2 separate regions of the Mus musculus genome follow, and region 1 is linked to region 2. The links are chromatin loops, found by intact Hi-C in ENCODE. Cell type or tissue: gastrocnemius. All regions are shown on one strand. Each heading gives the region's core, and the rest is flanking DNA. Links, peaks and the distances in the headings are about the cores only.

Evidence for each region. Hi-C counts contacts between places; a loop is a spot of excess contacts. Peaks named below come from ENCODE experiments on the same cell type or tissue, not always from the same donor. Only the 100,000 strongest peaks of a DNase experiment are listed, where the experiment ranks them.
Region 1: a loop joins it to region 2, with 5 times the contacts of the local background. A loop is called at or near these places in 6 of 42 quality-filtered maps.

Annotation. Positions count from the first base shown.
Region 1 is chr10:42,950,777-42,966,967 of GRCm38, reverse strand. It overlaps Scml4 (Scm polycomb group protein like 4), which reads right to left. Exons shown (of 9, transcript NM_172938.3): 8 at 10,934-11,079; 9 at 6,186-9,349. The coding sequence ends at 9,224. Among named protein-coding and RNA genes, the nearest start is that of Gm5079, 32 kb to the left of the region's middle. In gastrocnemius, for the core only: a CTCF peak has its summit at 8,661 (motif pointing left); DNase peaks (open chromatin) are centred at 5,027, 8,616 and 8,862; H3K4me3 peaks cover 936 bases; H3K27ac peaks cover 2,286 bases.
Region 2 is chr10:43,369,157-43,385,347 of GRCm38, reverse strand. It overlaps Pdss2 (prenyl (solanesyl) diphosphate synthase, subunit 2), which reads right to left. Exons shown (of 8, transcript NM_027772.2): 4 at 13,139-13,213. It also overlaps the pseudogene Rps19-ps11. Among named protein-coding and RNA genes, the nearest start is that of Gm40631, 35 kb to the right of the region's middle. In gastrocnemius, for the core only: a CTCF peak has its summit at 6,849 (motif pointing right); a DNase peak (open chromatin) is centred at 6,855.

The DNA.
Region 1 (16,191 bases), core at 4,673-12,672, 420 kb after region 2:
AAGTTTCACAGAATTCCAAATGCCACACAATTGCAGGAACTATCTGCAGCTGACAAAACCATGCCTCTGCTAGAGCACGAGGCAAGTCACGCTCACCTGCTTTGAAGCTTTAATCCCACATCTGGGATTAAAACAAAAACATATTCATTTTTTTCTTTTAAAGATTTATTTATTATATATAAGTACACTGTAGCTGTCTTCAGACACTCCAGAAGAGGGTGTCAGATCTCGTTACACATGGTTGTGAGCCACCATGTGGTTGCTGGGATTTGAACTCCAGACCTTCAGAAGAGCAGTCAGTGCTCTTAAACCACTGAGCCATCTCTTCAGCCCCCAAAACATATTCTTATAATATTTCTGTTTTGTTTTGTTTTTAAGACACAAAAATTTCAGAATTCCTACTACAAATTGTGTTAGCAGACGGTTTCTTGAGTCCAGCCATCTCAGGAACAAGTTCTATCTTGCTGGTAGGAACAAAACTTAGTTCAGGGACCCAACTCCTGTCCTGCATCTTCAGATGTCTCACGTTTGTCTGCTAACCAGAGGGAAAGAGGGAAGATGCCTCTCTCCCATTATCTCAACCGAGGCACACAAGTCATGAATGTGCTGCCTGTCTTGGCTTAATGGACTTCGTGCAGCTTGCCCATTCCTTTGTCCCCTTATCATCCTAAACTCTAGCGTCCAGGAGGGGACCTGTCTGCAAAAGCTGACTCATGGTTCCTGAAACCAGGTGATCCGGATAAAACCCAGTCACCAATGTTAACTTTTTTGCTTAACCCCTTGTGTCAAAGTATGATTGGTCGATGCAGTAGCCCGCCCTGCTCCTCCCCACTTTATGTCCCCATCCTATAAACATGTTGTATAATCTTCCTTCAGAGATGAAGTTTATTCAGACCCCAAACTGGTTACTCTCTGCGCTCACAGAAAAGCTTTCATTTTTTAGCTTGGGTCTCTGAGGTGAGTTTTCTCCGCTTCTACCCGAGTCCAACAATTGGAAAATAAAAACATAAAGAAAAGGATGTCATTTCAACAAGCAAATCAACAACTGTTGTTGTTCAAACTCTCTTACCAAGTAAGGAAACACACGAGAAAGAGTCAGGCTAACGTGAGAGAAGTCACGGAACTTCAGACCTCGCTTTGGTCCCTCCTGCACCATCAGACACTGCCCCAGTGGCTTTGCATTGCTGTGAGGGACAATAACAGGCTTCAGCAATGCTTGGAAAGAATGTGGCCTGTCTTTTTTAAGGACCAGCTCCAAAGGAATGTACTAAAAAATATTCTGAGCAATGCAGCATCCTTGGAACATGTGCCTAGGCTTTTCAAGTGATTTCTTTGAAGGCGAAACACTCGAGTTTTTTGATTTTGCAAAAAATCCAGTCACATGATTTTACTCTTAAGGTTCCCCAGTAACTACTTACATGCGTGTGGATGGGCCAGGAGTTAGAGAAGTAGGGGAGCCCTTATTATTCTGGAACTGTTCTCCAGGGAGGAGGTGAGTGAAGATCAGAAAGGGATAGGTGGAGTTATCTTCTACCTACTTCCAGTGTGTCGGGTATTCCCCATCAGTGCGAGGATGGAGAACTCGGCCCCGAAGGAATCTGGCATTCTTTTTGAAGAGGCATCATGAGGAAAAGGATGTTGTATCAACAAGCGAATCAACAACCGTTACTGCTCAAACTCTCTTACCAAGTAAGGAAACACACAAGAGTCAGACTAACATGAGTGAAGACATGGAACTTTACAACTCAACAAGGTGCCTTGCTGGTAGGATGCATTGCTCCTTCAAAAAGCTCCAGTAGACTGTTTCCTTTCCTATTATAAATTATAGACTTATTTATTTGTTTGTTTTTAATCAAAATAAAGCATCTTCAGTTCCTGCATCACAGATACAGGGCCTCACCATCTCTGAGTGTCTTTTTCATAGTTAATGTAGCACGTGACCACCTAAGCATGAACAACTTCTCTGCTTACATGAACAGAGCATTTTGATGAGATGACAGATTTTTTTTTCATTAATCTTCTCATGGTGTTTGAAGACTATGACATGTTTGGTGTCCTTGCTGGTGAGTTGTCTTAGTCACCATTCTATTGTTGTGAAGAGACATGATGACCATGGCAATTTTTATAAAGGACAACATTTAATTGGGGCTGGCTTACAGTTTCAGAGGTTCAGTCCATTATCTTCATGGCAAGAAGCATGGTAGCATCCAGGCAGACATGGTGCTGGAGAAAGAGCTAATAGTTCTACACCCAGGTTGGCAAGCAGCAGGAAGAGGCTGAGACAGGATGCCTAGCTTTGGGTTGTTGTTGTTGTTGTTTGTTGTTGTTGTTTTGAGACAGGGTTTCTCTGTGTAGCCTTGGCTGTCCTAGAACACACTCTGTAGACCAGCCTGGGCTTGAACTCATACAGACCCTCCTGCTTCTGCCTCCTGAGTGCTGGGTTAAAGGCGTGCTATCATGCCCAGCTTTAGTTTGGGTGTTCAGCAAGGTCACATCTACTTTAACAAGGCCATACCTCCTAGTCCTTTCAAACAGTGCCACTCTCTGATGACCAAGCATTCAAATATATAAGCCTACAGGGCGGGAGGAGGGGGGCAATCTTATTCAAACAAAACCACGAGTTTTATGTCAATTTGACTCGAGCTAGAGTCATTTAGGAAGGAGGACCCTCAGCTGAGAAAATGCTTCCATAAGATTGGCCTGGAGAGGGGTCAGAGAGACGCTCAGCAGTTGAGAGTTCAGGGTGCTCTTGCAGAGCTCCTGAGCTCAACCCCAGCACCCATATGGTGGCTCACAACCATCTATAACTATAGTCCTATGGGATTTGAAGCCTTCTTCTTGTGGACAGACAAAACATCTATACACATGAACTTAATTAATTAATTAATCAATCAATCAATTAATAGCTGGGCATGGTAGCGAATGCCTTTAATCCCAGCACTCAGTAGTCAGAGGCAGGATCTCTGTGAATTCCAGACCAGCCTGGTCTACATAGTGAGTTTCAGGATAGCTAGGGCTACATAGTGAGACTCTGTCTCAACAACAATTTGGCCTGAAGGCAAGTGTGTAGTGCATCTTTTCAGTGATTGCTGTAAATTCAGTGATTGCCCATCCCATTGTAGGTGGTGCCATCCCTGGGCAGGTGGTCCTATGGCTATATGAGAAAGCAGGCTGAGTAAGCCAGCAAAAGCAAGCCAGTAAACAGCATTTCCTCTTTATTGGCTCCCGCCTCCACATTCCTGCCCAGTTTGAGTTCCCACCCTGACTTCCCTTGGTGATGAACTGTGATGTGGCAGATGAAAAGCAAAACCAATCCAAATGCTTATCTTCCCCAAGTTGCTTGCCTTTGTTAGGGTTTCACTGCTGTGAAAAGACACCGTGACCAAGGCTACTCTTATAAAAGAAAACATTTAATTGGGGTTTGGCTTACAGTTTAAGAAGTTCAATCCATTATCATCATGGCAGGAAACATGGCAGTGTGCAGGCAGACATGGTGCTGGAGGAGCCGAGAGTTCTATGTCTAGATCTGAAGGCAGCCAGGAGAGGACTATCTTTTATAGGCTAGGAGGGGGGGGGGTCTGTCTTTTCCTAACTGGGTAGAACTTGGGCATAGGACCACAAAACCCACCCCTACTCTTCCTCCAACAAAGCCACACCCACTCAAACAAGGCCACACCTCCTAATGGTGTCACGTCCAATAGGCCAAGCATATTCAACCCATAACATTGCTCTTCCATGGTGTTTATTGTAGCAATGGAAACCTAACTGCAGCCTCTGGGCACAACTCTTATATGTGTCTACTCTTCTACCACAAAGACAGGGAGCCGAGTGTTGAGATCAACTAGCCAATGTCTGTTTGTGGTGTAGATTTGGCTACTGCATGGATAAACTCTATTAAACAGACAAAAATTTCAGAATTTACTTCACCTTGAATATTTGTATCTGATTCACGGACATCTGTGACTCCCTGAGAAGTAAACTTTTTCACAACCAGAGTTGTGCAACAGAGAGATAAGCCAGCTGCTCAGGGAGGGAACTCCCTATGATGGGAAGAAGCCAAGCAGAGAGCTTCGCTAGACTGTAGGGAAGGCGGTCCAACCCTGGGTGGGGAGGCAGAGACATCACACGATTTTAGGCTGCTTCCTTTTGTGGTGAAAGTAGCCTTTGATAGTTCACGGCTGCAGGAAAATGACGCCATGTCTCATTTCATGGTTTGAAGAAGCATGTTGTTGGTTCGTTCCCGTGCCGGACCCACTGGTAGACTACTTTTCTGCCTCAGCGCCGTGGCGCGGGCCATGTGGTCAAGTAGGTGACAGAGCAAGCCTGAGTGGTTCATGGATATGTTTAGAGAGAAAGATGCTGCTGTCCCCACACTATCAAGAATCGCCATTCTGTCACTGCCAAGCCAGTTCTCCGCCCTCTTCTTCTTTGTCATCTTCCTGTTCTGCCATCCTGTGTCACAGTATCAACTCCTGGTCCCAATGGCAGCTGGCCTGGGAAACGGTGTCTTGGTAAGTGTGCCAAGAAGCCCAAGGTCTCAGGTAGGAAGTCTAGCAGGTTGGCCAGGGGCACAGCTTAGGGAAATGTACAGCTGGCTGCGTAGCACAGCGTCTCCAGACCAGTGTGTGCTCGTAAGTGCAGCACTTGGTGCAGTCTTGTGTGCTGACTGTACTGTAGCCACAGAGGAAGTTACCACAGGAAGTGTCCCAGCTGTTGCTTATTAGCATTAAAACAAAATTACACAAAGCAAATTGTTAGCAGACATGTTGCCCTAATCTTTAACTGGTGGCAGTAAATAAGAGTGATCCTCTTTCAAGTAAATACTAGATTTCCAAAAACCCAGCTTCCAATTGTCCGTGAAGGAATCCTGTGGGATGAGGCTAACTAAGCCTTGGAGGGAGAGACACAAAGGGGCTGCGGCTCCAGCATCCCTAGCTCTGCAGAGCCCAGAGTGGGCTCCCGGGCAGCTGGTGCTAACTTGGCAATATGGAAGGACGCAGGACCGTTGGTGCCTCTGGACATCTGGACATCTGCTGGATTCCCCCAGGGGCTCCCAGTCTGGACCTCTCATGGAACAGAGCAAAATCATGTGGCAACACACAAGCAGAGCAGGGACTCAGCTCTGAGTGTGTTTATGTAAAAAACAAAAGCAAAAAACCAAAACATGTCTTTATCCATGATCTAAACAGTTCGAGCCTGCCTCCACTGGGGAAAGTGGGGTAGGTTATCTTTTGAGTGCATATCCCGTTACTTATGCACTGGGATAGCTCTCCAGGTATCCTCTCTCTAGAATAGTTCTCAGGGAGAGATCAGAAGGTCCTTCAAGACTTTCTAATGATGACTGTGTTCAACAGAACATTGGGTGTTTCTAGTTTTCTTCAGAGATTCAACAAACCCTTCTAAAAGAATATACATTTAATTTTAAACCCATTTTAATTTAAAGAATTATTCTGTGGCATCATCAGGTTCTGGCTGTCATGGGCAGGGGCGGTGGGCACAAACGGTATTGTACGGTTTTCCTAAGAAGTGTATAATTTTGTTCATCTGGTTTGATTCTCAAACCCTCAGCCCAGCATCTCTTCCCAAGTTATCAATTCTGAGCACAGGTTTTGCTGAGGCGTTCTCTCTGCTCTTTTATTTCTGAAAGGGGAAAAAATTGGCAATCCTGTGGAAGAGAAATAACAGGCCCATGTCCTCCCTGGCAGACATAAGTGAAACGCTTAGGCAGTTGTTCCTGGCCGAGGCCTCTCCAGTAAGGCCTTTCCTGCGGCATCCAGGTCCTCAGGTCCTGACATTTCCACTCAGCTGATTCAGAGGAACAAGTCTAGGCACCAGGACTGTTCTGGTCATCTAGCTGTGCACAGAACAGGCCCTGCTACAATAAGAGGAAATGCCTACACGTAACAGACCATGCCGCACCAGACCATGCCGCGCCTCTGCACTACAAAGCTGGAAAGATATTTGAGAACATGCAATAGCTGCTATCCTCACAACCACTTCTTAGATTTTTCAACTCCAGTATCTGGAGATGCATAGACACACACACACAGACAGACACAAATATACACACACAGGTTTATAGACAGGCACAGAAAGACATACAGACACACACAGAGACATCCTTTTTTTTTTTTTTTATAAACATAGTGATCTGGTTTCAGAAAGTGGCGACTCTTTTTTTTTTTCCTTAAGATTTATTTATTATATTTGGGTACACTGTAGCTGTTTTCAAACACACTGTAGGCTGTTTTCAAACACACCAGAAGAGGGCATAGGATCCCATTACAGAGGGTTGTGAGTCACGGTGTGGTTGCTGGGATTTGAACTCAGGACCTTCGGAAGGGCAGTCAGTGCTCTTAACTGCTGAGTCATCTCTCCAGCCCCATAAACAGACACATACACACACAGAGGCACAGACAGACACACAGAGAGAGATACACAAATACACACACAGACTCATACACACAGGCCACATCTTTTATCTAAAATCTTCACAAAGGGAATAATGTGTTTCATAAAACATTTAAAATGCTTTAGGCAACAGAACTCTCTTGAAACCTCCCTCCCCCAAGTGTTTAACAGACAAATGTAATTGGAAATGTTTGGAACATGAGCACCCACACTCTTTAATTTGGAATTATGCAAAATGTGATCATTATCCACTCCAAGCTGAAGCAATGCTGTGCAGCTGGAAGAGCAAGCCTGTGAACTATCAGGTGTGAGTTCAAGTCCTGCTCATCTGGGCCAGGGTAACCCTTACGGTCTGACCCTGGAAGGTCTGTTTAGAGGAAGTGGCCTTGCATGTTTTACATTTGAGAAGCTATTTAGCTGCGCTGTTTGACAAGATTTTTGAGAGGGATGAAAATTAATTATACTTGCAGTATTGCAATGCTGATTTGGTCAACTAATTAGATTCTATGAAAAAACAGGCAAGAAGAATTGGTTCCGCTGGGCCTTCTGTGATGTGGCAGCCCCTCATTCCAAGACTAATGAGATTGCTTCTTGGTGTTTTGTTTTATTTTGTTTTGTTTGGCCAAACCTTAAATATCTGGAATTCTACAATTGAGCTAATTTAAGGCTTCGTGTGAAATAAGACATCATGTCTGGGGACACAGCTCCGTTCCTCCACAGACTTGAACTGGGTTCTAGCTCTCCTTCAAAAATTATTAGAGGCCTCCCCTGACTTGTTTGGCCTTGTTTTAACTTGGGGCACCAGTGAGACATGGGTAAGTTTAGGCAGGACATTTGGCAAGCTTAATACCACCACTCACTAAGGAGCCCGTGTCCCTGGAAGAGGCACCGTGAACCTCCAGGGAAGGGCAAACGTTTGTGTGAAGTGACCGGTCTAATCTCAAAGCTTTCACACAAGCAGTTCTGTATGTGGGAACTGCCTGATGCTTTCTGAGACAAGGATCTAACTTCAGAGCAGCAGCGAGCACCCAGAGTTAAAAATCTTCTTCTAGGCAGAGTCCGCTCATTGCTTTATCATCTTAAAGAGTCTCTCCAAGGTCTAATTCAAGGTCATTTCTGCCTCATGCTAGCAATAACAGACATCCGGCTCATCCACAGCCTGATCAAGTTCCATTCAGTGGGAAGCTCTGGGACAATTTTCTCCTTCTCTGTCTTACTTAAGTCCAACCACCCGTGTATATGTAACAAAGATCTTGCAGGGTCATGTCACACTCCCACAAACAGGGAACATCAAAGTGGGCCCTTATAGCACAGCATGGAGTATGTCCTGTGCTCTTTACCTAAATTCTACCTGATTGGTACAATAGGTAGATCCATCTGAGAGACCGCATTTATCTTGTTACAGTCCAGGACGTCTGGCTACACTTGCCAGCTGAGATCTTGCTCAGACTGCAGCCTGAGGGAAGGTGCCTTTCTAAAATTCATACTATTGTCAAGGGAGACCCTAGGTTATCCTTGACCCTCACCTTCCCCAGATGTGCCTTTAAGGAAAAGGCTGTGCCCATGAGTTCTCTATTCATCGAGAATAAACAAAGGGGGAGGGATTCCATAAAGAATAGGCAGTAAAGAGGTCACCCTTCTGCCTAGGAAACCCTGGCTCCACCCCCCTCTCTGGACACAGCTGCAAAGGGTAGAAAATCAATTTTTTCCCATTACTTCACAGTGAAGAGTAAAAACCTATTTGTAAATTGAATTAAACCCAATAAAAACACGTCTGCGTATTTGTTGAAGACTAGAAAAATTAGCCACAGACACACAGCTAAGAACGCAGCCATGAAACTAGAAATCAGTATGTCCTATTTCAAACTTTGTCGAGACAGTTCCCGCCCCCCGCCTTTTTTTCAAGAAATACCCATAGCTAAATGTCACCAAGATTCTTCAGCATGCCGTCATATCAGAGCCTCAGTGAGACTCTGGGAGAGAAGGGACACCAGTCTTTGTTTAGGCAGATGGCTGCTTCGGAATTTGTACCGAGTAAGTCAGTAAGTAATGGATATGAGCTGGACCCCGCCTGACAGAGCCTGATTTCTTCCCAAGTGGCAATCTGGGGTGCTCAATGTGGACTTCATTCCCTGTCCCTGTGCAAGCGAGGTCTTGCTTATAAAAACCCTACCCCGGCCACGCAGTCTGTGCATCCCGAAACCTCGTTAGCAGTCTGCCCTCTAGTGGAGCAAGGAAGGACTTCAGTAGCTAGGGCTCCAAAACATCCTTTCCCTTTTCTCTTCGAGAGCGGAAAACAAAAACAAAAACAAACAAACGGACAAAAAAACAGCAACAAAAATTCAAGTTTTCCAGATAGTGCAAGGCGAGGTGGTCATCAGAAGACAACTTCCAGGGCTGAGTCCAGGGAAACTCATGCTGATCGGTCCCAAGAACAGGGAGCAGTTGCCACCGCCACTGGGGGCGTCCCCACAGCCCCTGCAGGGACTTTGTGAGCCCCCTCCAGGGCTCTCCTTGTGTGACAGCATTCAGTTATCCACTCTGTCGCGGCACAAATAGCACCCGTAAAGAGTGACCAGCACGTCAGGAACACTGTAATAGCCTTTTTGTGATTTTTCTGACAAGTCTAGCACACGGTTGAGTGTCTGAAAGGGGCCACTAGGAATATTAGAAAAGGCAAGGATGCACACGTTCTATAAGAAGACACAGTCGTTGTGGCTGCGACGTTTAAGAGGACAGTCTACTCATGATGTTGGCCGGATGCTGGTCTGGCAGAAGTAACCTGGAGATGTGGGGCTTTGTTTCCAACTCTTTAGAATTTAGCTTGCTTTAGCTTGTCAATGTGATAGCAGAGTTTCAGTGCGGGTCCCAGCTTCAGTCCCAGGTACTTCATGATCATGTCGCTCCTCAGCAACAACAAGGCATTGCCATCAATCTCCTGGAGAGAAGGGAAAGCCAAAGGACAGTCAGAGCAGCCAAACGGTAGTTATGGCCCCGTGGGTGCCCCGCGGGTGCTCCAGGGGCACTTTAAGGACAGGTGAGTAGATTAGAGCGCGCATACTACTTGTTCTGGGAAAGCTCTTGGAAACAAAGCAAGCAACTACGAGGCCCTCGTCTTCCCAGCCCCTCCGGAAACTCAGTTGCTACCTTGCACCTTTCAGATTCCTGCCCTTGTTTGATTGAAGCAGACAGTTTCGCCTGCATTCCTACTATCTCATGTATATGTCATCTATCCAGGTAAAGACAGAGAGAGCCACAGACAGGTCAGCCTGAGGAGGACCAGGGTCGATGATCCTGGCTTTAAAGAGGGTCGTGAAGCTGAGAAAGGCAGGCAAGCAGATTGTCCCTAGAACACCTAGACACGAATTTATCCCTGCCAACGCCTGAGATCCAGGCAGGCTCCAGACCCACAGAAATAGAGATAAGAGATGTCTCTTGTCTAAAGACCCTGGATTTGTAGCAATTCGTTATACTACCAATCCAGAATTAATATCGTAAGCTGGGCAGGTAACAGTAATTCTTACCGTTTGCCCCACTTACTATCTTTGTATATTTCAAAAGCGCCTACGTGATTATAACATTGATGTGAAGGCTCTGTATATGAGTGAGGCCTCATGTAACGTATTAATGTGCATTTTCTCATTTAACCCTCTAAGCCAGTGGTTTCGAACTTGTGGGTCTCGACCCCTTTGTGGTCGATTGATCCTTTCTCAGGGGTCACCATCGGAAAACACAGATATTTACATCATGATTCATAACAGTAGCAATATTAGTTATAAAGTAGCAACAAAAATAATTTTATAATTGGGGGTTACCACAACATGAGGGACTGTATTAAGCGGTTGTAGCATTAGGAAGATTGAAAGCCACTGGTCTAAGCAGTAAGAGCACAGGATCACAGTTTGCCTGGCATATTGCAGGGTTCTATAGATGACTGTTGAATGCACAGGTGGGTGGGTGGGTGGATGGATGGATGGGTAGATGGGTGGGTGAGTAGATGGATGGACAGATGGATGATTGATGAACAGGTGGACAGATACATGGATAAGGACAGATGAGAGATGGGTGGATTGGTGGGTAAATGGATGGTTGGATGGATGGATAGATGGATGCATGCATGCATGGATGCATGGATTGGACAGATGGATGAGTTAATGAGTGGATAATGGATGGATGGATGGAGAGATGGATGGATGGACAGACTGGTAGGTGAATGGGTGGATAGATGATGCATGGGTGGGTGAATGGACAGATAGATGGATGATGGATGAATGGATTAGCAAAAAATCAGGCAAAGCCCAAGAGAGAGAACAGAAGAGAAACATATTCCTTAAAAACACAAATCTGTCAGTGGCTCTCCTCTGCCAGGCCTATGGTTGCCTCTGTCTCTCCCATCTCTGACTCACTTAAGGGCACTGCTAGAGCTTAGTCTAGAGTGACAGCGTCTGGAGGATCCCGATCTCCTCCCTCGGTCCATGCCTCTCTTTCCCTGGCCCGCCCTTCAGACCCATTACTTTCATACGTGCTTTCTGAAGAGCTCCACATGAGGTCCCAGAGCCTCGGGATCAGCATCTTTCACAAACCGGACCACGTCCTCCACGGTCCAGGTAGAAGGGTTTCTGCTGCTTGGTCGCCTGGTATCCTGCACCTCCGGAGAGGGGCTCGGGGCTGGAGGGAGTGAGCAGAGGAGGGGGACCATGAGCCAGTGAAACTCAGTGCCCGTCTGGTGCTGCCTACTGGGTCACCCCCAAGCCCTTAGCTTTCCCAGATGGAGTCCTTAGTGCTCTGAAGTCCACCGCATGTGTCCCTGAGACAGGTAGATGCTTTGAGTGGCTGGTCAGTGAGGCGCAAAGGGCAACAGCCTCTCTGTGCTCTGCTGCCCATGGAAGAAGGCTTGGGAGAGCTCTCATCCTTGACAAACTGAAATTCTGGTTCAAAATTCTAGCTAACGTTCGGTTCCGTTTCGTGTTTGTGGACCAGGGTCTGCTATAGACAGCTATTGGTGCCTGGGGCTGGTGAGCTGAGTGGTAAGCAAAATGGGCCTCTGTAGCCTGTGGGGCCAAGCAATACTGGGCCCTCCCTATGTCCTCTGGAGATGGCAATGTGGCAGAACAGAGGTGGGTCTTCACTTTTGGACTTTGCACAATGGCTAATCTTTCATTTATACCTCCAGCAGCACCAGGGTGGGGTGGGGTGGGGTGGGGTGGGGTTTGTTCATGTCTGGTCTGTCTGTACCTGCTATTAGAAGAAGAAGGTGTTACTTCACTACCTGTCCCTTGTCCTCAGCCCTTGGTTCATAGGAGTCCTTAGGGGGTTGTCTTTCCTGTTTGCCCTCCCTCCACCCCCCCCCACCCCCGCCATGCTTGCCGACTCTTTGGTAAAGGCATACCACTAATGGTATAGCTAATTTGTACTGTCAGTGTGACTAGACTTAGAATCACCCAGGAGACACACCTCAGGGATGACCCAGCCTGAATGTGGGCAGTGCCACCGCAGAGGATGGGGTCTCAGACTGGATGAGGTACTGGGGGAGAAGGTTAGTGTGCTGGCTAGTGTTATGTGAATTCAGTCAATGCTAGAATCATTCTGAAAGAAGGAACCTCAACTGAGATAATGAGCCCACCCAACTGGCCTGTGGGCAAGCCTGTGCTACATTGTCTTGACTGATGGTTGGTGTGGGAGGGCCCATCCAGCTCACTGTGGGCACTGCAACCCCCGGGCTGATAGTTGTGGGTGCTAAAAGAAAGCATTAGGCTGAAACATTAGGCTGACCTCAGGGAATCCCTCAGAAGAAGGGAAGGAAGGATTGTAGGAACCAGAGAGGTCAAGGAACAAGAACACAACTCACCCAATCAACTAAGCAGGCAGGGCTCATGGGGACTCACAGAGACTGAAGCAATAATCAGGGAGCTTGCATGGATCTGGGCTAGTTATGATATGTGTTATGGTTGCTTGGTGTTCTTGTGGGAGTCAGGGTTTCTCTGACTCTCTTGCCTGCTTTTGGGACCCTTTTCTTCCTACTGAGTTGCTCCATCTAGCCTTGATATAAGGACTTGTGCCTATTCTTATTGTAACTTGTTATGCCCTGTTCGGCTGATATCACTGGGAGGCTGCTCTCTTCTGAAGAGAAACAGAGGGGCAGTGGATTTGGGGGAGAGGGGAGGTGTAGAAGAGGGACTGGGAGGAGAGGAGGGAGGGAAATAGCAGTCAGGATGTATTATGTGAGAGGAAAAAAGAAAATGAAAGAGAGAGAAAGAAAGGGGAAGGAAGGAAAGAAAACAGGGAGGGAGGGAGGAAGGAAGGAAGGAAGGAAGGAAGGAAGGAAGGAAAGAAGGAAAGAAGGAAAGAAGGAAAGAAGGAAAGAAGGAAAGAAGGAAAGAAGAAAAGAAGGAAAGAAGGAAAGAAGGAAAGAAGGAAAAAGAAAGGCAAGAAGAATGGAAGAAAGAAATCCAGCAAGCAAGTAGAGCAAGCCATCGGGAACAAGCCAGTCATGCCTTGAGCTCCTGCTATGATTTTTCTGGATGGTGGGATACAAGCTGTGAGATGAATGAAGCCCTTTCCTCCCTATGCTGCGTGTGGTCATGGTGTTTTATCACACAAAGACTCTGTAACCAAGACAACCAGGTAAGCACATGGTCTCCTCTCTCTGCTTTCTGGCACAGCTGGCACTGATCAAGCTTCACTGCCCCAGTTCAGGCAACTTCTGCTTCCACAACCACCTTGTCATGAGGGGTGGTCACCCCAAACCGTGAGCTGAAACTGTGTCCCCTCCCCCTTCAGTTGCTTGTTGTCAAGTACTTGCTACTAAGAATGGGGGAAGTCAGAAATGTGCCTGCAATGTACCCTGCAATGATTTTTCCGTGGGTCTCCTTGCTTCAGCTCTTTTCTATCTAGCATGGGACTGTCACTGCCTCAGTTGTCCCGGAGACCAAGCTCTGACTGTACGTTTCTAGCACTCAAGGTCCCTCTGAGTCCCCCTTGCCTATGCACTGTGCCTCCAAGTCAACAGCTGTACTGTGGTTCCATACCTTTCCTTCTTAGATGGAAGGAAAGGAGTTTGGGAGCTTCCCCTGCTTGTCTTTTGACTGCAATGTGTCTTGGATCGTGGTAACATTCTCCAGCCGGAGAAGCTGCTATAGGTACTGAAGTGGGCAAGCACTGGGCCTTCTGGTCAACCTACCACAGGTGCTCTACAGAGTGAAAGAGGCTCCCTGCACATCCCTCAGGGCAAACTGTTTGCGATGGCTATTCTCAGTTGTCAACTTGACTGTATGTGGAATGAAGTACAATCCAGGAATGGAGGGCACACCTGTGATCCGGATCCTGAGGCAAGAAGACAATTTGCCTTTGATCCAGATCTTGAGAGAACATGAACACACGTGCATGCAAGCCCGGGGCCATCAGACCCCTTCATGACCACCAGGGCCATCCTTCTTGCTATCACCTACCTCTCCACCTGACCTTTATCTATCCTTCTTGAATGTGTCCCACATCCTTTGTAGTACAATCACCTGCCTACCTTTTATATTATATTATATTTTATATTTATATTTTAATATAACTCCTTAAGAATCCGCCGATGTCTATTTTACAATCATGTATCAAGCTCTTTCCACGTCTTAGTCTTGTGTAAGGTGTTTGGTGAACAATACAACCCAAGTCCTCTCATTACCAGGGTCATATATTATATTGACCCCCTCCACAGCTGAGCAGAGAATAAATATTCTTGATATTGATGACTGTGAGATGGATCGATATGCTTTGTAAAAGAGGCTAGCTTTGTGTGAGAGATCCTTGCCACCACTTCCAGGCTAGAAAAAAAAAAAAAAAGCCAGGATTCTGAACAAAAAGCAACTGCCCTACAGGAAAATTCTAGGAGCTAAGAAGCCGGTGCCTGTCAACCTTCCCTAAGTCTTAAGACAACAGTTTTCGTCTGTGCTCCCCTTCCTGCTCTTGATAGACCTGGGAAGATTCATGTCTGCACTTGTCCTAGTTGAGAACTAGATTTCATTTGAGTTTTGCTTTGTTTTTCCCTGATTTTTTTCCTTGTTGGACATGGAAGGGTCCTATGAGGTGGTGTGGCACCAGGCATCTCACTGAGGAACTGGAGCTTTTGGAACATGGATGCCCACTAGTGAAAGATGATTTTTAGTCCATTTAAAGACATCTGCACTCAACGTGGGGCTGAAGAAGCACAGAAATCACATCTGTCTTCGAGGCCCGCCCACAGGAGCATGGCTGTTAATCAGGGTGGTAATAGATGTCCGGACTACAAAGGCGGGAAGTCTTTAGTCCAAGAATGATTCTGCAGGGATGAGAGTGGAGGTCAAATCTAATTTCCTATACTTGGCAGGAAGGAGGGGAAGTCCGGCCCACTGATAAGATCCTGCCCAGGGTCAGGCCGCCCTTTGAGCGAGGTCAGGAACAGCAGACGCTGACTACAGCACAAGAGAGGGCTCCTGGTCATCTTTGAGGAGAGTGTTCTCAGTGATGGCTGTAAAGACTCTTGGAGCACTGAGGCAAGTACTATCTGTGCTTGGGACTTGGTACCAGCTGTGGGCATTTCCCCTTTTACAGGATGGTGGAAGAACAGCCAGACTGGCTCATGGGTGTTTCTGAGGGGCCTTTCAGTCACACTAGGCAGGGCAGCTGGTAAGCTAAGTCACACCTCGGCAGTTGCTCCTGGTCCAAAGCATGTACATTTGCTCCAGAGAAGGGCAATGGAACGTTCCAGCGGTGGGTTTGCAAAGCTGGTGCAGGTGTGTGCTCACAGAGAAAAGTCAACACACCACTGGCTCCCCGCTCCAGCCAGCTGCTGAGGAAGGTGTCAGGAAGACAGATGGGTCCAGTCCAATACAGGAAGGGGCTGCAGGCAGACATGACAGATGAACGAGATTGGATGTATTGAACAAGTCTTGCTCCTGTGCGGACGGAGCGTGCAAAGCACTCGCCGTCCACAGCACTAGGGAAGCTGTGCTTGGTCATGTTGCTCCCCGTGGGCTGTTAAACCGTGAAAAGTGAGACCCGGTGGTGAATGGGTACATAATTAAATCTTGTTGCTCCTGAAGGTGAATTCACAGTTAGCAGAAAAAGAGACCACCGACTGACTCCGTGCTGAAAAGCAATCCCGCTGGCGCCTTCTGAAGCATGGTGCTCAGACCACATCTGCAAATCTCTTTCCCTCTCACGCATCCCCACGAGCACACACATAATTGCCTTTCGCTCATTCATAATTCAGGAGAAACTTTAGCTAACAGAGTGGGAGAGTAGAACAAGGGAGTGGTAAGCCAGGATGAGTCAGGAGTCAGAAATTCCTACCTCCTACAGCTGTGCACTTCTCCAGAGTGTGGTGTGTATGTGTGTGTGTGTTCCCTCCAACCTCAGGCACCACATGACCCAGTGCACAGACTGCTGTGCAGACTGCTGACAATAAGTAACACTTCTGAAGGCCTCAGGTGTGTGTCCAAGGCTATGCAGAGTGTGAGGTGCCCAGGCTAGCCCACATCACAGTCTAAGCAGTCTAATCTGTTTTGAAACCGAGTTGTTTTACATTCTTTCAGTTCCAGCTTTTAAGATACTACGAGGCGACAGAGACCAGAGAGGAAAAACCCTGATCCTTCCTTAGATTCTAATCAGATTTTTTTTGTCTATTTGTTTTGTTTTTTATTAATCCTTCAAGACAAGCTGACCTGCCAACAGGACAGAAGATGTCCCTAGGGGCCAGCAAGCCAGGTTGGGCTGCATTCCTTCTCAGCCAGAAACTGACACTGTTAGCCCCGA
Region 2 (16,191 bases), core at 3,105-11,104:
ACTCTCTTGAGCCCAGGAATTCCTGGCAGCAGGCTTTAGTCGCTTGCCACACGGGCCCTGATGTGGGGCTACTCACATGATATGACGACCGGTTTTCCAATGGGAGTGGCTCATGAGTAAGTACAAGGCCACAGAGAGCTCCCTAGGCCTTTATATCCCATCTTGGAAAGGCGAGCCCAGGAACCGCTAGGGGGTGGGGCTCACTGATGGTCCTGGAGGCTGGTGACCACAGATGGAGCCCATGATTAGATTCGTCAGTTCAACAGGCTAAACATTTTAGTCTCTTAAAACATCTGCCAAAGTGCTGTCCAGAAAGAAGTTTCTGAGCCATGCACTGACTAGACACGTTTGAGACTGACTGCCTTGCCATGGACCAGAATTATTATTTTCATTGTTAACAGGTAAAAAGTGAGACATCATTGCAACTTTAGCTGCCATGTCACCGATCACCTTGCACCTTGACCTATGTAAACAGTTTAGCTTAACAGGATGAGCAGGCATGGGGCAGAGGCAAGTGTCGCCTAAGAGCCACTGACGACAGGAGTGAGGGCATAGATAAGGCACTCTTTTTGACTGTTGCCTCAGATGAATGCCTGTGTCCTCTCAAATGTAAACACGGAAGCTGAAATTCTGAGCATGGGTATCTCTGCAACAAGAAAGTAATCAAGGTTACATAAGGTAATAAGCAGGTGGCCCTGACCTAATGAGATTAGTGTCCTCAATCATTATTAGATACCAAAGAACTCTCTACTACTGTCTTTCTTTGCTATGGAGGACACAGCCAGGCAGGGGATGTCAGAGCTCTCACAGGAGATTAAACTGCCTGGAAGTTTAGATGTGCAGCCTTCAGACCGTGATAAAATAAAGGTTGGCTGAGCATGGCAGTCCCAGCTGGTTGTCATGAAATCCGCAGTGATCTTCCTGTCTTTGTAGTAAAGCCAATTGACTAGAGACTAATAAGCATCATCTATACACTTCTTCCCACATCTTTCACGTGATCTTAAAAACCAGAATGTTAACATATTGCCTTAAAAGTTTTCTTGTTTTTTGTTTTTGTTTTTAAATAACCTACATTCTGGTTTTCTATTCCATTCCACCTCAAAATTAGGTGGTTCAGCAGCAGCAGCCCAACCATCACTAGCCACCAATGCACCACATTTCCACTGTCACCACAGGCTGCGCATCTTCCCAATGCGCAAGTTCCATACCCCTTATAAAGCTCTCACCTTCACGGCCTGCTCTTTTCCATCCCTGCTCAGAGGCAGCCTCTTGTATACCCCTGCCCCAATAAATCTCTCATGTGACATACATACATACATACATACATACATACATACGTAATGTACACTGAACATGTGTGTGCATTTAGAACTGGGTGAATCTTCATGTCTTTATACCTTATTATTTATAAAAACTATTTTTGGGGGTGCTGGAGAGAGATCACTACCTCTGCTTTGCCAGAGGATCTGAGTTTATTCCTAGCATCCACGTCGGGTGGTACGTACCACCTGTAACTCCAGGTGTAGGGGATTTAACACTTCTAGGCTCTATGAGGATCAGTACTCCACTGCACAGATCTTTATACAGCTAGAAGAAGGGAAAGACACACACACACACATACACACACATACACACACACACACACACACACACACACACACACACACACACACACTTAAAAATACAAATAAATCTTTAAAACAATTATTTATTTACTCATGGTATTTACTGTGTAGGCCTGGCCGGCTTGAAACTCACTATGTAGACCAGGCTGGCCTCAAACCCAGAGATCTGCCTGCCTCTGCCTCTTGAGTGCTGGGGTTAAAGGTGCTCAGTGCCGCCCTTGGCTTTCTGCTCACCATGCTGCGATGCCTGGCTTTTTATGTGGTTGCTGGGAGTACTGAGGCCCTCACGAATGTGCAGCAAGCACTTTACACTGAGCTATCTCCCAGCCAGTACTCTGCTTTCTAAATGTGCTGCTGGACACCTAGTGATTTGTTTTACTTTTTTAAACTGTGTAATTTGTGAGTGTACTTTTTAACCAGAACAAGCCATTTAAAATTACTCTCATTTGTCTTCAAATTGGAATACATTCAATATTTAACAATTGATTTAAAACTGTTTCTACTTGGAAAAAAAAGGATGCTAGTAAAATTATAGGTATTACTGTCATCACCACTGTGAGACGCTTCAGAGTCTTGGACTTGTGATATGAACCTGAACAGATGCCCAGCAAACAATAAACACGAGATGACACATTTTATTAGCTCATTAGTGCATGTCTTGGGTATAATTCAAGGGACAAGTTGTGAGTAATGGACCAATGACAGACACCCTAGAGTATCTTAATGTTCACTGCTTCACACGTAAAGTTCCTAAACTATACATTTTCCTTTAAAAATACGTAAAAACATTTGTTATCAAGTCCTTATACAGCTAGTGCCTTCCACACAACACATGCTCAAAGTCATGTGACATGAGTAAGCAAGATTGATGTGGGAGGGCCCAGATCACTGTGGGTGGTGCCACCATCCCTGGGAGGCTGGTCCTGGGTTATATAGGAAAGCAGGATGAGCAAGCCAGGAGGAATAAGCCAGAAAGCAGTATCTTCCATAGCCATCAGCTCCTGCCTCCAGGTTCTTGTCAAGATACGACAGACTGCCCTGATACAAAATCTTCCCTTTGACCCAGCTCCTGTAGAGGCAATATAATGATTTTCTTGGACATGTTTGTTAGAGCTAAAGACAAGATAAAGATCAATTGCTTTTGTTGCAACCAGTAAGCAAGACTATTTCTACATTTTTCAACTGGCTACCTAAAGAACAATTTTGAAAACTGAGCCAGGTTGGGTCTGCAAGGTGGTTCAGCAGAAAGGCCACTTGCTGCCAAGTCTGATGACCTTAGTTCAATGCCCGGAACTGACATGGCAGAAGGAGAGAACTGAATGCCTAATGTTAGCTTCTGACCTTAACATGATCGCCACTGTGACATGTATACACCTATACACACATTCTAAATAAAAAATAAAATGTTTAAAAAAAATACCTTGTAGTCTTGGATTACCTTGAAATACATTTAGTAATGACAGTGATCTAGGGTGTATTTTTCTATCACTATTACCTGTTGTATTATTAACTATTTAATCTCAATCGGGGGTTTTCACCCCATCTTTGACTTTTCAGTTCCCAGATAAAAGACACATAACTTGTATATTTTTAAACCTCCATCAGCACTAAAGCTGATGAATCTAACCTCTGTGCTATTATATCCACTTCCCTGTTAATAACCCCAAGATACGACTAGCCATGTTCCACCCGGGCAGGTCTTACTCCAATTGGCCAGCCCTCATGGCCATGTTTTCATAATTCACTTACCTTATGGTGGCTTCTCCTTCTCCATCTTCTCTTTCTCCCTCCTTGTGGTCCTACCTCATACCCCAAGCCTGGAACCAAAAACCCCACCTATAGCTCTTGTCTTTTCTGCCCAGCTATAGGCTGTTGGTATCTTTATGCAATCAATAGTTTTAAATTAAGGAGCAAGGTACTAGAGGATTCTCTCATCCCTGGGGGCAACCAGGCCTTGGTGGCCAGTGGTCAGCATTACAACACATAGCAACAGACCAAACCTCAACATTTACCTAGTACAACAAACAAGAAAAAGAACCAAAAAAGCATTGACTTTGAAAAGAAGGAAATTTTGCTTTATTCACAAATGCCAAATGACTACCTACATAGGGTTCCATAGAACCTATAAAATCAAAAGTTGTTATGACAAACAAATTGGTAAGACTGTAGGATGCAAGATAAAACAATAACATCAAATAACAAGAACCCCTCCAATACCGAATAGCCCAATTAAAATGGGTAAAATGTTTATAAAGATATTATAAAAGGGGCTGGAGAGATGGCTCAGCAGTTAAGAGCACTGACTGTTCTTCCAGAGGTCATGAGTTCAAATCCCAGCAACCACATGGTGGCTGACAACCATCCTTAATGAGAAACCAAAAAACAAACAAACAAAAAAACCTATGGGCCAGAGAGATTGGGAAGAGGAGATAGGGAAGTGGAGAAAAAAGGAAAAAAAAAAGATATTATAAAGGATACTATAACATTGCTAAAGGATATTAAATAGCAAATAAACATGAAAAGATGCAGGATGCTCTGCACTGTTATTTACTAGGGAATTATCAGCAAAAACCACAATGAGCTAAAACTGCAAAATAGGCCAATATTATATTTTAGAGTGGCTAAAACTCTAAATACTTGATCAAATTAAGTTTTAATAAGGCGTGGGACAACCAGAATTCTCATACCCAGCTGACAGAATGTAAAGTGGAGGCGAAAGCTTGTCTTAGGGCTTCCATTGCTGTGCTAAAACACCATGACCAAAGCAACTTGCAGGGCAAAGGAACTTTCATTTACATCTTCAGGCAACAGTCCATTACTGAGAGAAGTCAGGAGAGGAACCTGGAGGTAGGAGTTGATGCAGAGGCCATGGAGAAATGCTGCTTACTGACTTGCTCCCCATTGCTTGCTCAGCCTGCTTTCCTACAGCAGCCAGGGCCACCAGCCCAGTGGAGGCACCGCCTATAGTAAGCAGGGTCCTCCCCTATCAATCATCAATCAAGAAAGTTCACCTGTACAGGCCCATCTGGTGGAAATGTTTTCTTAACTGGAGTTTTCTCTTCCACAGTGACTCTAGCCTGGTCAAGCTGATGGAAACTAGCCAGCACAGAGCACGACAGACCCATTGTATGTCACACAGATAGCAACCTGGTTATTCCTAGGTAAACCCAGGAGAAATGAAAGTCCATTTTTATATAGACTTTACACATGAATGCTCTCAATAGCTTCATCTGGAATACTTTAGCACTGAAAACATCTCAAATTTTCCCCAATAGGTGGATCACAGACTGTGTTAGATGCTTGCAACTGAATACCATTGAGCAGAAATGAACTACTCAGATTTGTAGTATGGATAAATTTGAAAGTAACTGTTCAAAGACCCCAGTCAAAGGGTTGATATTTCTAGATCCATTTATATAAAGTTTTACAAAAATGCAAACTAATTGATAGTGATGACGGATTGCCTAAGGCTCACAGCAGAAGGTACAGGAGGGAGGAGTACGAAAGAAGAAATCATTGGGGCGATAGATGCTTATCAATTTCACTGTGATAATTTCTCTGGTCCTTGTATATGTCTGGACATCACATAGTATACGTTAAATATTTCCAATTTATTGTATATTAACAGTCCTTCCCAAAAAGATGACAAAAATCTTCCATTACCATCACTCTGGGGCTTTCTAAATTATTAACTTAGCAACAGGTGGCTGGGGCTACTACTGGCATGCCAGGTACTGATTTGGACTAGAAACACAGCGGTACTTATATTCTTGTAGGAAGAGACTTAAAGTTGGTAAGGATGATAAAAAAAAAAAAAAGAAAGCAACAATAACAACAACAACAACAAAACTCCACCAGATGGTAACACTTTTGATTAAGATAAAAATAATTAAGCAGGATAGCTATTAAAATATTCCCAACCGGGTATGGAGATGTGGTTTCTGAAAGGTGCTCCTGGCAGGGCTACAAATGCCAATGAGGGCAAGCGTATGCACTCGGAGCAAACCCAGCGAGCGACTCCCTTCCATGGACCACCCTCAGGACCCCTTTTGACTCGACTCTGTAGGAATCCCCTGATTACCCACCTTCAGTTTGTACACATGACTTCAGTTCTACATCCCGGCACTACAGATCTTCTACCCTTCCCATGAACCATCCCTGCAGGGTCTTTTTGGATTTGTATTTGTTTGTTTTAAGGGCAGGGTCACTCTGTGTAGCCCTGGCTGGCCCCTGCCTCTGGAGTGGTGTGAGCCCAGCACCTAGCCTATGCTTCCTTTCATGGAGCGGCTCCTTCTGCAGACAGTCTTCCGTTCTGTGCACTTCCTTCCACCCTTTAAGGTCTATCGCAAACAGCAGGTCCTCCCTGGAGGCTTTTCTGATTTCCCCACTAGATGCCTGGTTTACATTTCTCGCCTGTCATTTCCTCCATAAACACAGTCATCTTACTCTCACGCCTTAGACAGGGCCCACAGCTCTGCAGGCGCGTAGAGCAAGCATGCGAGGGAGCGCACGCCTATGATTTCTAAGACTCAATTGTCTTATTTTTGTACTTGACTTGAAAGCTAAGAGCCAAAGGAAGAGAAGTACAAACATAAGACAAATAAGAGAATAAGACTTATCTTGTCCTATAAAACACATGGCTAATATGTCAAGCATTAACTGTGCTTAGAAACGCAACTAGACCTTTGCAACTTCAGTGACTGTTAATTAACTAGGTCTTTCTCCGGAGCGCTAGATTAAGCTCTCTTACTTTTGGTTTGGGGCCAAGCAACCACGAGCAGGGCCTGCATGAAGACAGGGGAGCTGTGCCTGTTCCTCTTCTCAGGACCAACCTGAGTCAGAGGCCTGACTTTACAAAGGACTGTGGATGTGCTTAGCTCCCTAAGTTAGGTTAGAACAAACAGATATAATCTTAGAAAACCCCAACCCACTAGCCCAATTTTAAACTTTTTTTTTTTGTTAAAAGATTTATTTATTTATTATATGTAAGTACACTGTAGTGTCTTCAGACACACCAGAAGAGGGTGTCAGATCTCATTACAGATGGTTGTGAGTCACCATGTGGTTGCTGGGATTTGAACTCGGGACTTTTGGAAGAGCAGTCAGTGCTCTTAACCCCTGAGCCTTCTCTCCAGCCCCTTTAAATTTTTTTTAAAGAATGTTTACTTTTATACAGGGGTTTTGTCTGTGCACCACATACACCACTTCACTGCAATGCCAGGGAAGACCAGAAGAGGGCGATCTATTCTCTGTGACAGGCATCATAGATGGTCATGAACCCCCACGTACATACCAGGACTCAAACCAGAGTCATCTGAGGGGCAGTCAGTGTTCTGAACCACTAAGCTCGCTCTCTCTCCCTCTCTCTCTCTCTCTCGTTCCTCAGGTCTAATGATATTAGGAAGAATCAGTGTGCAGAGTATAGGGTCAAATCACAGTTTAATGGCCATGTGTGGTAGCACATGCCTTTAATCATAGCTCAGGGGAAGCAGAGACATGCAGATCTCTGTGAGTTCAAGGCCAGTGTGATTTACATATCAAGTTTCAGGACAGCCAGGCTAAACAATGAGACCTTGTCTCAAAAAAATTTTACACACACACACACACACACACACACACACACACACGAGTGAAAGGACACAGAGAAAAAGCAGTCAAGGGAAGGGGTCTCTGTGGCTGGAGTCCAGAAGCATTTCAATAGAACCTCCCAGCAGAGCCACAAGGCATGCTTAGCACTCTAACAATAAGTGTGAGCTGCGCATGAAGTGTGGTCAGTGTCCCTGGAGACTCAGGCTCAGGTTGTTCTCAGGGCTGCTCCTATGGGCTCTCTGCCTAGAATGCAAGAAACTTCCAGATTCCCAGAGAATCAGGTGTTCAGCATAAACCTGCTGCAGGAGCAGTAAAGGCACTGTGAACTGGTTTATCTCAGAGTGGAGGCAGAGCTCCTAAACTCCAGGATCCCAATGGATCCTGAGCCCAACTTCACAAGCAGGTTTTGCTAAAGACAGAAGAGTGTATCCTAATATTAACTAGTTAATTAAAAAGTTTTGAGAATTGCATACATAAGTCCTATATTTACATCATTTCCACCCCTCCCATGTCCTCCACGCAACTCTCCCAGTCCCTCTCAAACTCACGACCTCTCCTCTAATTATTATTTTTACACTGTTATATATAAAAAGCACATGTGTATATAAAAGAGTCATGTTTTTGGTGTGTGAGCTTCTGGAAATGTAATACAGAAATGTATTCTGGCAGTATGCAATCTGTAATCTATGAACAAAGGTTCTAGTCTTGGCATTCACCTTAAAACCACAGAACCCTATCATGAAAAGGATGAAGACCATTTGAGTTAGCCTTTGTAGTAGTTTACTTAGGTGTAGGAGTGGCACGATTCCCCTTTGCATCACTACTACACAAGGTAAGGCTTACAGAATTCCACCGACTGCATGTGAATTATTGCGGACAGCAGCTTGCTTTTAAATCTGTGAATAGTTGGGAACTTTGAAGAAGAACTTTTATTTCTTTCTATAAAAAGGAAGTGGTGTGAGAACTGGAGACTATGTGTAATAAAGCAGTCGGGGCTGGCTGGCCATGCAAACAGATGGCGAGTGACCACTTCAAAAACCGGTTCGCTACTTAATTGGTTCATTTTTTTTTAACTTTTCCTCCCATTTCTTTTCAGATTAATTGGTTATTTGTGTGTATTGATACGTGTCTACAAGAGCCATGCATGCAGGTGCCCCAGGAAGCCAGAGGGCCTCCGATTCCTTGAAATGAGTCAGTCGTGAGATGGGAACTGAAAGAGCTGCAAGCACTTTTAACCACTGGGCCATCTCTTCAGCCCCATCTTTTTTTTTTTAATATATTTTTTTAATTAGGTATTTTCCTCGTTTACATTTTCAATGCTATCCCAAAAGTCCCCCATACCCACCCCCCCAATCCCCTACCCACCCACTCCCCCTTTTTGGCCCTGGCGTTCCCCTGTACTGGGGCATCTAAAGTTGGCAAGTCCAATGGGCCTCTCTTTGCAGTGATGGCCGACTAGGCCATCTTTTGATGCATATGCAGCTAGAGACAAGAGTTCTGGGGTACTGGTTAGTTCATATTGTTGTTCCACCTATAGGGTTGCAGTTCCCTTTAGCTCCTTGGGTAATATCTCTAGCTCCTGCATTGGGGGCCGTGTGACCCATCCAATAGCTGACTGTGATCATCCACTTCTGTATTTGCTAGGCCCTGGCATAGTCTCACAAGAGAGAGCTATCTTTTAAAGAAGCAATTTTTTTGAGACAGGGTCTTACTATGCAGCCCTGGTTGGCCTGGAGCTCTGTAGATCAGGCTGGCCTCTGCCTTCCAAATGCTGGGATTAAAGTCCCCCCCGTCCCCGTCCCCCCCCCCCCCCACAGGGTTTCTCTGTGTAGCCCTGGATGTCCTGGAACTCACTCTGTAGACCAGGTTGGCCTTGAACTCAGAAATCTGCCTGCCTCTGCCTCCCAAGTGCTGGGATTAAAAGCATGTGCCACCATGCCCGTAAAGGGTTCTTTAATTAGGCAAAATAGGTAAAAAAAATTTTTTTCCTTAGGTACATTTTTTCCCCCTGAGACAGAGTTTCTCTGTATAGCCCTGGCTGTCCTGGAACTTACTTTGTAGACCAGGCTGTCTTCAAACTCAGAAATCCGCGTGCTTCTGCCTCCCAAATGTGGTACATTTTTTAAAAAGTCCAAGGGCTAACCATTATTGTAAGGAAGAGATGGTTCACAAGATAGCAAATGCAAACACACAAATATCTTTTCCATGAGTGGAGGGAACAAAGGACAGTTCTGAATTACTTTGCATATTTCCCTGATCATAACTTACCTGCAATCTGCTAAATACTAGTAATTGAAGTTGTACGTTTCATTGTTGTAGGGAAATTAGGTACTAACTTCTGGGGAAAGTGATTTACAAAGCCCAGTTCCAATTCTCTCTTGCTTTAATGCACCTACCTGCCCCATAGATACCACACCACAGAAAGCTAAGTTGCCACTACCTGATCTCCATTACTGCATTAACTTGGCACAAAGAAAACAGAGCACTATTGTATTCTCTTGCCCCTGAGAGATGGGATGGATGCTCTACAGCTTAACATGACTCTCCAAGGGATTCCTTCGCATTGCAGGAGGCTGCCTGTGGAGGCTGATCAACACACCCACAGCACGGGCTTCGCTTTCCATATGACCTCTGCTTGGGACAACTTCTTAGTCATGCCAGAGCCTGCCAGCCTGGGGTGAGTGAGTGTGTGTGTGTGTGTGTGTGTGTGTGTGAGTGTGTGTGTGTGTGTGTGTGTTGGTTGATCTTTCTTTCTCTTTGCCTCTGAAGCAGTTTCTTCCACTGAAATGACAGGCACATTCAGGAAGGGGAGAGTGAGGGTTCCGGGTAAGAAGGAAAATGTGGTTAAATTGAACCTGAGGTGGAAATGAAGGCTGTATCAATGGCTGCTGTGGCCAACTACACCTTTTTGTTTTCATTATTGAAAAATAACTGATCTTCAAAGGGTTTAGCTATATTCTGGATCTTAACTGATTTGAAAAGACTCAGGTGCTTTAAAGGGCTCTGTCTGGAGAGGTGGAGGGCAGAAGAACAAAGCAGTACTATATATTTTTTAAGGGAAATGTATTAGCTAATGGTAAAATCAGCAAATGGTGCTTGCTCAGTGACTCTTCCGTTACATCAGTAACCCTTCAAAGCCTTTGTTGCTTCTTCTGTTCTTTTTCCAAACAGATTATGCATTTTAAAAACCACATGGGGCTTGGAATCTAATTAAACAAACAAACAAACAAACAAACAAACCCTGAGTTCAAATCTAACCCTCAAACATATTAATGAATAAGATTTAGACATTTAAGTTGGATGCTATTATCAGCGCTAAATTAATTGTAAGCCTTTCTTCCCTAAGATGAGACCATCTCTCAAGGACGCGCCTACTCATCTCAGGTAACATGAGCAACAAAGCTGTCAAAACTGCATAACAAGTCGTTATTGTTGCTGTTAGGCTTCCTGACACAGGGAACTTAACATTGTCATACGATGATGAGTGAAGTGGGCTAATTACGGTGCACGGATAGTAAGAGTGGGTAAATTAAGAGAGCAACCCTACAAGAACATGCTCACTTCAAGGTCTTAAGTGTGTGTGATGTGTACCTATGACCTCAGGGTGGGAAGTGGAAGGCTATGACTGGCCGAGGCAGGAGGATTACATGATGTGTGTGCTTGCTTGCTTGCTTCTGTTTTTTCAGACAGTCTCAGTATCTCAGGCCTAGATGTTATTCTGTAGCTCAGGTTAGCCTTGAACACATGGCAGCCTGTGTGAGTCCAGCCAAACTTATTGTGACATCTTGTCTCAACAAATAAACACCCTCAAAAACAAAACTAACAGATACTAGTAATTAATGCACACTTTCTATGGGACTGAGATGGATGCCTCGGAGACATCCCAGGTGAGAACAATGTCCCAGCTGCATCCACAGATCGCTGTGGCAGCATCTTGGTGAGACCATAGGCATGGCCAATGGAAGCTGATCAAACCATGGTTAGTTAGGGTAGAGTGGGAGTAGAAGAAGAAAGAGGCTAAGAGCATAGGGTTTTAAGTTCGAATCCCAGGTAAGTTGTGTAACCTTGAATTCTAAGCCCCCATTTTCACATCTCATAACGAGAACAGCACCCACCCTCTCTCGGGACTTTTGTGAACAACAAATGAAGAAGCCGGTAAATCATTCAAAATGTTACTCGAGCCCTTTCCCCTGGCTGGCAGGGCGGAGGCGCACGATGCCTGGAGTTACTGTAAAAGACGTTAACCAGCAGGAGTTCGTCAAAGCTCTGGCAGCCTTCCTCAAAAAGTTCCGGAAGCTGAAAGTCCCCAAATGGGGAGACACAGTCAAGCTGGCCAAACATAAAAGCTTGCCCCATATGATGAGCTCTGATCCTACACACCAGCTGCTTTCACAGCACGGCACCTGTACCTCCGTGGGGGTGCTGGGGTTGGTTCTATGACCAAGATCTATGGAGGATGGTAGAGATATGGTGTCAGACCCAGCCACTTCAGCCAGAGGCTCTAAGAGTGTGGCCCGCCGGGACCTCCAAGCCCTGGAGGGGCTGAAAATGGTGGAAAAGGACTAAGATGGGGCCACAAGCTATCACCTCAGGGACAGAGATCTGGACAGGATCACTGGACAGGTGGCAGCTGTCAACAAGAAGCATTAGAACAAAGGATGCTGGGTTAATAAATTGCCTCATTCATAAAAAAATAAAATAAAATGTCACTTGCTTATCGGCCATCATCTTCATATTATGTGCAAGGCAACCTTCGGCGAGTAGAGCCAGATCCTAAGCTACCCCCGAGCAGTGGTGTTAACCTTCAGTCACACAGAGAGCCACTCTTGTCTGTGGAAGTCTTGCAAACACAGTTCAGTGTGGTCCACATCTTGTGAGGTCTCCACATTCCAATGTGCTACTGAGGTGAGGTCAGAGACGCCTTGTGTGGACGGTGCGTCCGTCCCTGAGTCAGATGATAGCAGATGTCCATGGTACAACATTCTTTACATTTCACTAACCGCTGCTGTAACCTTCCAGAGCTCCTGAGTTATACTTCAGATTTAATTTCTTAAAATCTAAGTTGCTCATGCCCTAGATTCACTCTTAGTAAAATTTGCCTCTACTTTTTTCAAGTGGACGGGCTACTGCTTAGGATGTTCATGTAAGCGTATATATTTTTAATTTGTAGTGAGTGATAGCTTGCTAATGCAGGAGTTAAGGAAGTTACAGTAATGAGCCGTCGAGAGGAACCCCTGGTAACAGTAGATATCATGGCGAATGGCGGCGGTGGGCAATGGAGCATTCGCTTCACACCCAATCTCCCGCTGAAATGAAGGAACTGCGTTTTAAGGAAATAAAAGCTAACCTTTCTTGAGATGACCTGTTAAATGAGTCAAAAAGCCCTAATTCTAAACCTATAAAATTAATCAAAACAACCCAACTGTGCAACTGTCCTACTTTCTACCACAGAGACTCTAATAATGCAGTAAATTTCTGGACCTTGGAACTAAAAGCCATTTCACTCCTGCTCCTGCCCTTCCTGACAGCCACACTCAAGCTTGCTGCCTGACACAGAGCCTCTTTTCTCTGGGGAGAGGCTGGCGCAGCCACCCGGCATAAGCAGTGCTTCCTGCCAGCAGCCCTCATGACTGTGCTACCTGCCGGCCAGCAGTGCCCTGGTGTCTGCCCGGCTGCTGCGGCCAAACAGATTGAGATTCCAGCCGGAGGAGCAGGGGTTGCTTTAATTGGCTAAAGCTGATATGTACTGAGCGTATGGCCATGAATTTGTAGCCAAAACACTAATCTAAAAAAAAAAAAGAAAAGAAGAAAAAAGAAAAATCATGTGCAGTTTAAACGTAAATCAGGAAGGAAATGCTTGCCACCTGACCCCGCCCTGCAGCAGAACCTCAAGGGTAACACTTTTCAAGTTTGCAATTCCATACCTTGGTGGAAGCAGAGTTCTCCTGGTATACTCCATGCACCAAGTCCATAAGAGCACTTGATAAAAGCTCCACAACCTAGAGAGACAAGAGAAACAAATGGAATGAATAATCCAAGGTGCAGCTCCAGTTAGTCACAATGTAGGATTTGAACAGAGAATTTGAATAGAGGATGAATGAACTATTAACTCAATTTTCTGCTTGCTTATTTCTGTTAAGTGGCTACTTTTCCAGGACTCCCATACTGGGAGTCCTTACGACACTAATTTTTATACTTAGTACAGAAAGAACAAACAACAGCAAGACAATAGCTCACCTTTCAAATGTGCCTGTTCTATTGTACTTAAAATACACCATGGAGTGGGATGGGGCAGTGCACACTCCCACGTCACAGCACTCCCCATGCAAAGTTAGGCAGCTCTCAGTGAGTTCCAGGCCGGCCTGGTCTACACAGCAAATCCCCTAACAGTCAGGGCTACACAGAAAGACCCTGACTCAGAAAAACCAAACTGTTGTGGGGGATTCATTGGCGAAGATGGATGGGCCATGGGATAAAGGCAACAGAAAGTCTTTATTAGTCGGCTGGCAATTACACTGGGTGTTTGGGATCTGGGTCTTTCTCAGGGTGAGCTTTCAGGTACAAGAACCATGTTCTGGATTGACATACTTCAGTTAACAAGAACAGTCAGCCAAAGTGGAACTGCAGAATACAGAAGCCAAGAAGCAAGGTTAGCTCACATAGAGGCGTTCCCAGAACGATGGGCTTTAATAGACTGGGCCTTTGCTTGAGTTCTGGCAGGTCATGCTGTGTGCTGAGTGTTACAGCCTGAGTGTACGTCCATCAAGCAGTCGGTTGTGCTAAAGTCTCGGGGCCTGGCACACCACTAACAATAAAAAATAATGCACTATGGACATAGTCCCCAGAGGACCCCTGGGTCAAATACACCATCAACACTGAAAATTTTGACAGAACTATTAGAAAAGACCCAAGCAAAATCAAGTGTTGAATTTGTTTCACAATGTGAAACAAATGGTCTCTTTGTAATTGTTTACATAAAGCATCTTAATTCAAGAGGATAAAATAGCTAGACCGTTGGTAATGTTCAATGCAGCCATTTCAAACAGGAGCTCCGCAAAGCAAGCTCGTCGTCCACTTCTTACGGAGCCTTCGAATGTATTTAGCTTCCTATGCCACGTAATCTGTATCTGAGCTCTACTCTTGGTTTCCTGAAGTTTAGCTCAGTTCTGATTGAATTAAAGGATTCTGTTTCAGCTTTTATCATTGCTGTAACTGAAGTAAGCCAAAGGATACACACTGAGACATGCAGATACTTTAATCTCTGGTACCTTGTATTTAATAACACATTTTCTTAGAGGAAAATGACATCGATTTGAAAAAAGACCTCTTTTAAATTTTAACACACAAACATTTACCTTTATTTACATTCACACTGCATACATACTGCTGCTGATATGGAAATTTTGCTGATTGAAGGCATTTTTTTCTAGCTCTGCACATGAGCTAATTTGTATGACCCATAGGTTTTTTTTCCCCCTCCCTTCTTCAAATAACATTGTCCTATAAGTAATTAAATACTTTAAGGAATATTATAGTAACACAAGCTACAGAGGGACTGGAAGCACAGCGACCCGACAGTACTACCAGATGTGCTGAGTTATTTAAGTGGGGAAGAGAGAAAAATGAATGGATGTCTTTATCCTGAAAGTATCAGATAAGCCCCATTCCCAAAGCCAGAAGGATTGAATATCGCCAATAGGTCTATGAAAGTCTGTAACTAAACACACAGCAGCAGACTGGATTACAGTTTATACAAGCACATCCCAAGAGCTCCTTGATGGCCTGACACATAATACAGATCAATCACTCACTAAGAGATGTTATAGTTTTGAAACAGTTGGGGCTCGGAGACCAGTTCTGGTCGTGTGAAGAGGGGTCTACGAAGAGAAAGTGCAATGTCAAAATGATGGCATGAACTTTTAACAGATCTGGCTTGGATAATCAAGGTTTCCTTTACCCCTGAAATACCAGACTGTCTTAGTCAGGGTTTCTATTCCTGCACAATCATCATGACCAAGAAGCAAGCTGGGGAGGAAAGGGTTTATTCGGCTTACACTTTCCACATTGCTGTTGATCACCAAAGGAAGTCAGGACTGGAACTGAAGCAGGTCAGGAAGCAGGAGCTGATGCAGAGGCCATGGAGGGATGTTACTTACTGGCTTGCTCAACTTGCTTTTTTCTTTCTTCTTCTTCTTCTTCTTCTTCTTCTTATTTTTCTTTTTTTTTTTGTTTTTTTTTTGTTTTTTGTTTTTGTTTTTTCGAGACAGGGTTTCTCTGTATCGCCCTGGCTGTCCTGGAACTTACTCTGTTCCATGTTCCAGGCTGGCCTCAAACTCAGAAATCCGCCTGCCTCTGCATCCCAAGTGCTGGGATTAAAGGCGTGCGCCACCATGCCCAGCTTGCTTTCTTATAGAACCCAAGACTATCAGCCCAGGGATGGTCCCACCCACAAGGGGCCCTCCCCCTTGGTCACTAATTGAGAAAATGCCTTACAGCTGGAACTCACAGAGGCACTCCCAACTGAAGCTCCAGCTCCTTTCTCTGTGATAACTCCAGCTTGTGTCAAGTTGACACAAAACCAGACAGTACACTGACGAGGCAGAAGCAACAAAACCATTCTGCTCTGACCTTTTTTCTTAGTTTGTTCAGTTTATATATAAAAGACCTGTACTCACAAGTGGTTCTACTTGAACAGGTACCTCTACAGCTATGGCAACCAGAAAGGAGAAACAAATGGAGGGAGGAAGAGCACTAAGAACAGGGACAGGCAGTCTTAAGGAGCTGACTGTGTCCCAGGCTAATCTGTACACTGCATATAGAAATGCCTTTCTAGAGCCTGGAATGTTAGTTTAAACAATTACATCAAAGAATTTCATCATTCTTTAAAACTGCAAATACTTATATAGAGGTCATTCATAATGCAATAAATGTATTTAACATATTTTGTGTTTTGTTTTATTTTTTTGTTTGTTTGTTT